2 separate regions of the Homo sapiens genome follow, and region 1 is linked to region 2. Evidence: chromatin contacts called from ENCODE Hi-C data. All regions are on one chromosome and are shown on one strand. Each heading gives the region's core, a stretch centred on a gene start or an enhancer-like site at or near the end of the contact. The rest is flanking DNA. Distances are from core to core; before and after follow the strand shown.

Region 1 (3,799 bases), core at 564-3,063, 430 kb before region 2:
GGCATTTGGGGCAGGCCCCAGAATAATCTGTGTGCCATGAGGAAGCCCAAATGTCCTCCAGAGATGACCCTACCTCCTCCAGTGCGAGCCTTTTTCAAGATGCTCTGTGTCCAAAGCTGCCTGCAGAGTGAGGTTGCGTTACTCTACCACTTCTATTTGCATCCTCATTGTTCCCCCCAAAAATGAGTGAAGACTATGGCACCAGATGAAGAATAAACAAGGAAAACAACTTCAGGTTATTAATATTTTCAAATAATATGCATGCTCCCAATAACTGTACAAAACATAAGAAAAAAATCACTATAGAAGTCAGATAGGTTTTAGTTTGTTACTATGTCAGTAGTTTGTTAATCAGTGTTTATCAGACTGACTCTAACCTGAAGTTTATTCTAGGCAGGGCTGCTGTCCTGGTGGACTTGAATGTATAATGGAATCATAATTATTGCAGAGTGCTGCATGTTAAAATGACTGGTTGGGGGAAGGTGTTATTTACTTGTATTTTCCCCCACAGTTGTTACATATTAGTGCATCAAGACAAAGAAATGATTATAATTTACTGAGTAAAGTTGCAAAGGTCCTTGGCAATCATCTCACATACATGTACTTATAGAGAGGCTAGAGCTACTCCATTGGACTTTATGTATGTTACATTGTTAGAAAAAAAGATAAGGTCTTCCTGCTGAATTTTCACAAATATATCTTCTTCCACTTAAAGATATTATTTGACAATTGCATTTAATTTTTCTCCTTTATTTTCATGTATTTATTGTCATACATGTCTATGGTCTGTTCTCAGGGTTTCAGGTTGCTGTTGCTTTAGAATTGAAATTGAGAATTGTTCAGGACAATGGTTGAAAGCTTTGCTGGGTTTTGAAAACCCAGAAGAAATATTAATCGGGTGTATATTTTCTGGTTTACATCTTGTCACTCTGTGTACTCACTAATGAGTACATGTTAACAATTTCTATGCATGCCATAATTTCTCTGCACTTTATCCTCCAGCTTACTCCTCTCGTCCAGCCCTTCCCAAAAGTAAAGCAAGGAACCACAATCATCTCTCCTGCAGTCATCCATTAGGAGAAAGGGCTCTACACCAAAATTGAGTGGATTATTTGCTTTTAAGAGTTTGTTAAACATGTTTTGAAAAAATATTTTCTGAAAAATTTATTTTTGATGATACTCTCTATCTCTTTAGATTTCTTAAGTTTCTCATTCTTTTCCTGTTTTTTTTACTTACTTGAGATTAATGCCACACTGATGTTTTTCAACACTATAACAGATAAATTGGGCCTGTTTCTTTCTTTCTTTTTTTTTTTTTTTTTTTTTTTTTTTTTTGAGATGGAGTCTCACTTTGTCGCCCAGGCTGGAGTGCAGAGGTGCGATTTCAGCTCACCACAACCTCCACCTCCTGGGTTCAAGCAATTCTGCCTCAGCCTCCCAAGTAGCTGGGATTACAGGCGCCCACCACCACGGCAGGCTAATTTTCGTATTTTTAGTAGAGATGAGGTTTCACCATGTCGGCCAGGCTGGTCTCGAACTCCTGACCTCAGGTGATCCACTTGCCTCGGACTCCCAAAGTGCTGGGATTATAGGCTTGAGCCACTGCACCCAGCCTATTTCTTTTATATATATAAAAGATTGCAATTTGAGGACGGTAACGGCTCAGCCTTCATGTCTTAGCTTCACGTTGTAAGTTCTCATCTTGCTGGCTGTGATGGTATTTCATTAATATACAGGATAGTAAAAAATCACACTTTGTTTGCAGAGGCCATGGCATGTTTACCTTTTACTCAATAGCAAATTCCTTTCTGAGTGAACAGGGAAGCAGGATTTGTCTTTTGATATTTCATCCAGATCTCTGTTTCTGTTAAGAGGATGATGGTGTCATTTCTGTACTTTCTAGAAGGATTATGGCATTTTAATTCAAAAGACTTGTGTTCAGATTCCAACTTGGCCATACACCTGGGTATGTGAGTATAGGGAAGTCACTTACACAGTTTGGCCTCTGTTTTCTCATTTGTGAGTTAAAGACAGAGCTGTCTCTTTTGTAAATGCTTTTGGAATGAAGCAGGATTGGGAAAAATAAGAATATTTTCCATACAAGAATGTGAATATTAAATGCTCCATTATAAAAATTATAAATCAGTGTGTGTGTGTGTGTGTGTGTGTGTGTGTGTGTATTAGTTTTCTTTCATATTTTTATTATAACTGGCCACCCTCAAAGACTGCCTCAAAATAACAAAAGAAACTGAAAGGATTTGTTTGTGCTTCCAATTGTTCTTCTCCCTGTTGTTTGTCTTAAAAGCAGTGGGGCCCCCAGTAGGCAAAGCCTTCTAGGATTTGGCCAAAGGGAACAAAAACCCATCCTAACCTTTCAGATTCTCATGTTCCTTTGACTCAAATTGCTTAAGTAAGGTTCTACTTAAACTTCGTGTGTGTGTGTGCATGTGTGTGTTTTGCCTGGGATCAGTAGAACACAGAACAGTTTGAAATTCATATTGTGATGTTTTATTTTAGAAAGTCATAAAAGATAATTTTTTTTTAGAGAGGTATTGGTATTTCTTATGCACCAGGACTAACTGATTTGAGAAAGAATTAAGAGTTCCAGCTGGGTGTGATGATTCATGCCTGTAATCCCAGCACTTTGGGAGGCCGAGGCAGGTGGATCACCTGAAGTCAGGAGTTCAAGACCAGCTTGGCCAACGTGGTGAAACCCCATCTCTACAAAAAAACACAAAAATTAGCCGGGCATAGTGGCGGTGCCTGTAATCCAGTTACTCAGGAGGCTGAGGCAGGGAGAATTGCTTGAACCCAGGAAGTGGAGATTGTGGTGAGCCGAGATCGTGTCTCTGCGTTCCAGCCTGGGTGACAGAGTGAGACTCCTCCCATTGCCCCCCCAAAAAAGAGTTCCCATAGAGTACCACAATTACAAGTTTAGCAATCAGGGCTGTTTGAAAATCAGGAAAGAAAGAGGTGCATGTCATTTGAAAGAAAGGGGAGTTGCTGTCAAGCACAAAGGATAGTATTTACACAGGTAGCTGGTGAGTTCTTGCTTTCCTCAGCTGGGGTGTGCCCTGTGGTCACATTACAGTAATTCCCCAAACCTGCTCCACACCCTCAGTTCTCATTAGCGGTACGTCCTCTCTCTTCCAGGGGTTTTACTCCCCAAATAACTTTGGAGCCTTCACAGGCTTACATGTGCAGCTCGAGCGTACCCTAGGCCTAGCCAGTTTTGGGTCCTGGAGTGTCTCATTTCTAATCAGAGCCACAGTCTGCTGCCATTCCAGCCCTCGTGCCATTGTCCTCTGCCACCTTGCCAGCCTCAAGTCTTTATCCACATTACACACTAGGCTCCAAATCTGTGGTCTTCCTCTTTAACTCCTTGGAAATGTTTTTATTTTTGTGGACTTTTGATCGCATAATCGATGTTCCATCCCAGTGGCCGTGCAGTCTCCTTATTTTCACTTGAGTCAGCATTATGTCAACTAAGTACCAGGCACTTTGCTTTGTTCTAGGGGTAGATATGGAAAAGATGGACTCCCCATCTAGTTTGCTTAAGTAACATAGACCATACTTACATAGGTCCTTTGTTAAATTCAATTTGCAAGGTGCTGTAGTAATATCTTTAGAGAGTAAAGATGAAGGGGTCAAGGACTGAGAGGAGATGCTTGGGCACACACGTTTGTGTTGGGTTGCTTTCGCCTCCTTGTGGGGAGCTGAGGGGAGTTGCTGGAGCTGCAGTGGGAGGACCAAGAGGTATAAGGGGAGATGGTAGAGCATGTGGATGCGGCACAGGTTA
Region 2 (3,666 bases), core at 720-3,219:
CGGGAAGAAAAGTATTTTTCTATGCACTAATGGCATATTTTATTAACCCTTTACCTTAGGCTATAACATTTTTTTTTTTTGCAGCATTCTTTCATTAGATAAGCAGCTGGAGGAAGGAGGCTAGTTAGTTTACTGTAATTGTTAAATATCTACAAACATTCAGATAGTTAAAATAATTATTTCCATATAAAATCCTGGGTAGAGGTGAGGTTTTTCTAAAAATAAATGATAATTTTGAGAAAGGAATAAGAGCAGCGACATAATTCTGACTTTGAGACCTGTAATCTTTGATAGCAAACTTTTTTTGTTTTTTTTTGAGACAAAGTCTTGGTCTGCTGCCCAGGCTGGAGTTCAGTGGCGTGATCTCAGCTCACGGCAACCTCCGTCTCTTGGGTTCAGATGATTCTCCTGCCTCTTCCTCCCATGTAGCTGGGATTATAGGCATGAGCTACCATGCCCGGCTAATTTTTTATATTTTTACTAGAGACATGGTTTCACCGTGTTGGCCAGGCTGGCCTCGAACTCCTGACCTCAGGTGATCTGCCCACCTCGGTCTCTCAAAAGTGTCGGGATTATAGGTGTGAGCCATGGCGCCCAGCCGCAGACTTTTAAATACAGCATTTAGAAAGGTTTGATGACATCTTATGGTCTTTAATTGGACTGAACTTTTACATTCTTATTAGTACACATATAAAATCAACAGCTTTTCATGATTCGGCATTTACATCTTAAATCCTGCACTTTGCTCTGTTAGGAAATAGAGCAACACTGGATATTTCAAGCTAATAGGAAAAGTCTACATTTGATACAGAAAAGTTACCTTACGCAATATTGAGGAGCTAGTGAACAAGGGTTAGGGGGTGGGGGTGCCAGAGACCAGAGCATGCAAGAATGAGAGAGAGATTACATTGTCCTCTTCCATTTTAGTTGGTAGTTTCTACTGAAAACTGTAAAGTTTAACTTTTTGGAATTGTAACTATCCAAAGTGGGAATGTAAACTATATTGAACAAAATTTATTTAGCCTGTTAAAAAGTCAACCTAAAACTATGGTTAATTAGTTTATATTATTACATCACTTTTAGTAGAGACTCAACAATCAGTGCAGAGTAAGAGGAGCTATTATCAGGTGAGCTGACTGCTACCCATATGGGGCTTTAAGATAATGATGAGTTTAAATTTCCTCTTAGAGCTAAGTGAGAATAAAACTGGAGGCAATAAATACTCTTGGCCAAAGCCATTAAATGAAAAAGCTGGGAATTCTCCAGCTCTTGACTTAAATTGTTTGTTTATCAGCTGGCGCCTAGTCTGGAGTCAAGAGCTGGAGATTTCTATCTGTGACAGAACTTTGAAACTCTTGCAGGACACTTTCATTTCAACTTAAGGTAACTTGAGTTTATAGCTTTGGCTTTAAAGATTACTAATGATTTACTCATTTCCTTACCATTTAACCAGAGTGGACTTTTTCCCAGGAAGGGATCTGTGTTTATTTAGGGCCTTTGTCTGCGGAGGGATTAAAAGGCAGCCCACCAGCATTGTGAACTTGATGGTCATAAAAGGTCACCAAAACACACCATAAAAACATTCTTACCATGGAATTAATTATACAGTGTAATTTTACAAAGCAACTTGGTTACTCCATCTTACCCCCTCCCCCATATTTAAACATTTCAACTTTTAAAAAGTAAATCTTTGGTATAATTTTGGTTTATGAAAAAAATGTTTTATGATGTTTAAATGCTGAGGAAATTGTCATGTGCATATGTACAGTTTAATTGCTTAAAAATCTTAAAATTTTTGAAATGAAAATGATCATTTATTGTTAAACTGTGGGATGAATAACTTGTTTGGGAGGAGGTTAGAGTAGTCAGAAGAGTTGGTTAGTATTTCATAGAACAGCTCAGTTTCCAAAAACCTAAGTCCAGCTAAGAATTTATCTGTGCCACCAGGTGGCATTGCATCCAAACCTGCTAATGATAAAAGGATTATAAAATATATTATTTTTTGTTAAAGATATAACGATTTTACTTTTGAAGTTGACTGAAAACTACATCTGATATCAAGGTTAAGTATCTGCAAAGAATTGAAAAGATTTCTAAACTCTAAATATTTGTTTTTAGGTTGTTGATATTAAAACGAAAGTAAATGAAAATGAAATATTTGGAGGGGATTGCTATTTTTCATTTAGTAAAATAAGCATTTAACATTTGGCTTTTTTTTTTTTTTTTTTTTTTTTTTTTGCTTGTCTAAACACTGGAGAGGGGAATCCAGCGTATAAAAATTCTCACAAATATTTCAAATCCCCGCCCCCCACCATGTGGCAAGATTCCACCCCCCTCCCTGGGTCTTGTAAAAAAAAAAAAAAAAAAAGTGTCAGCAGGTTTTACTGTATGGGAATTTTTAAAAAGAGGGAGAAACCTCTGAAAGGTGCAAGTTGGTCCTTTTCACAAGCCTAACTATGAGATTCATTAGGCAGTTCATGTTCATGTCTTAAAAGCTGTTTTTGGGAAAGTAAATTCTTGAGTTTCCTGTACTGTTTTTCAGGGAGTCTTTATAGTCTTTTGAATCAGCTCATTTTAAAACAGTGATAATGTAAAAAGCACAATAAAAAAAGGCTCATTATAAATTTTATAAAAGTGTGATTTTTTTCATTAAAATACGTATTCATGTTCTATTTTTATGAACCCATAAATATAAGTTAATAAACTGTAGCAGAAACAATTAAATTACTTAATACAGCTATCCAGGTGATAGGATATGTTGTCAGAATAAATAAAGCTCAGTGTATATTCTATTGATTTTTATTCTTTTAAAAAATGTATTCACCATGCAGAGTGATGTTTAATGCTTAGCTTTGATCATTTAGCAAAAAGCTTAGTGCTACTCATTTTATACTCTTGCCTCTTCTGAGGCTTCTTAATGTGCACAACCTGTTTTAAGAAATGTATATGTTTTCAAAGTAAATGTTTGACCTCCCACCTTGATGTTCCCACTTAAAAGCAAAACCCTCCCCTCCCTTATATTTTGAATAACTTGATGAGAATGTGTGTTGTACTAAAACTAAATATATGCACCCTTCAGTATTACCAAAAGAGACCTTTTGGTTTTAAAAATTAGGAAATTTCACTTTTGAAAGTAGTCTAGACAAAGGTACTCATGACATTTGACCCTGAAATTTTTACTTTTAAACTTGATGCAACAGTCTGCTTCTTAGCTTTGTTGTATGCTAATATTTCTACTTATTTAACATCAAAAAGCTGTAGAGGTTTCTCTTTATAGATTATGCCTGTGTTCTGGAATTGCCTCCTGCTGTCCATGAATTGCTTCTTGGCTTGTTGTGTTAGAATTTCTCACCAGGGTCTTTTGTGAGCTATGTAGCCAACATTAAAAAAAAAAAAATCAAATTTGATAGAGTAAACTGGACTAGTAAAAATTATACTTACTATTCATAATTATAATTGAGGTTTCTTGGCTCAGCATATCAATTTTATGCAGTAAGAGTAAGCACATACAAATCTCATGTAATGATATGCATACATATAGTTGCCTACAATGACTGTTTTTCTAGTTATTTCTATAATATTAAAATGATTTTTTTGCTGAAATTCCAGAAATCTAAAAACATTGAAAAATAATGATAATGAGAAAAACAATTCTTACTTGTTAGG

The links. Hi-C counts contacts between places; a loop is a spot of excess contacts on that map. Pooled maps may share reads with other maps.
Region 1: a loop to region 2 is called in a map with no recorded cell type, with 2.0 times the contacts of the local background. The contact joins two enhancer-like sites. A Hi-C loop is called at or near these places in 1 of 168 maps with a recorded cell type or tissue (prostate gland), 1 of 37 single-sample maps with no recorded cell type and 6 of 50 pooled maps.

The regions. Positions count from the first base shown.
Region 1 is chr7:28,032,850-28,036,648 of GRCh38, reverse strand. The region is part of intron 1 of JAZF1 (JAZF zinc finger 1); the gene reads left to right. Among named protein-coding and RNA genes, the nearest start is that of JAZF1-AS1, 150 kb to the left of the region's middle. Within about 2 kb of position 1,813, at least 3 of the 41 ENCODE cell types and tissues checked have a DNase peak (open chromatin) inside an H3K27ac peak, as active enhancers do.
Region 2 is chr7:27,604,159-27,607,824 of GRCh38, reverse strand. The region is part of intron 4 of HIBADH (3-hydroxyisobutyrate dehydrogenase); the gene reads left to right. It overlaps LOC107986699 (a long non-coding RNA gene), which reads left to right. Exons shown (of 2, transcript XR_001744911.2): 2 at 1,295-3,666. Among named protein-coding and RNA genes, the nearest start is that of TSL, 10 kb to the left of the region's middle. Within about 2 kb of position 1,969, at least 3 of the 41 ENCODE cell types and tissues checked have a DNase peak (open chromatin) inside an H3K27ac peak, as active enhancers do.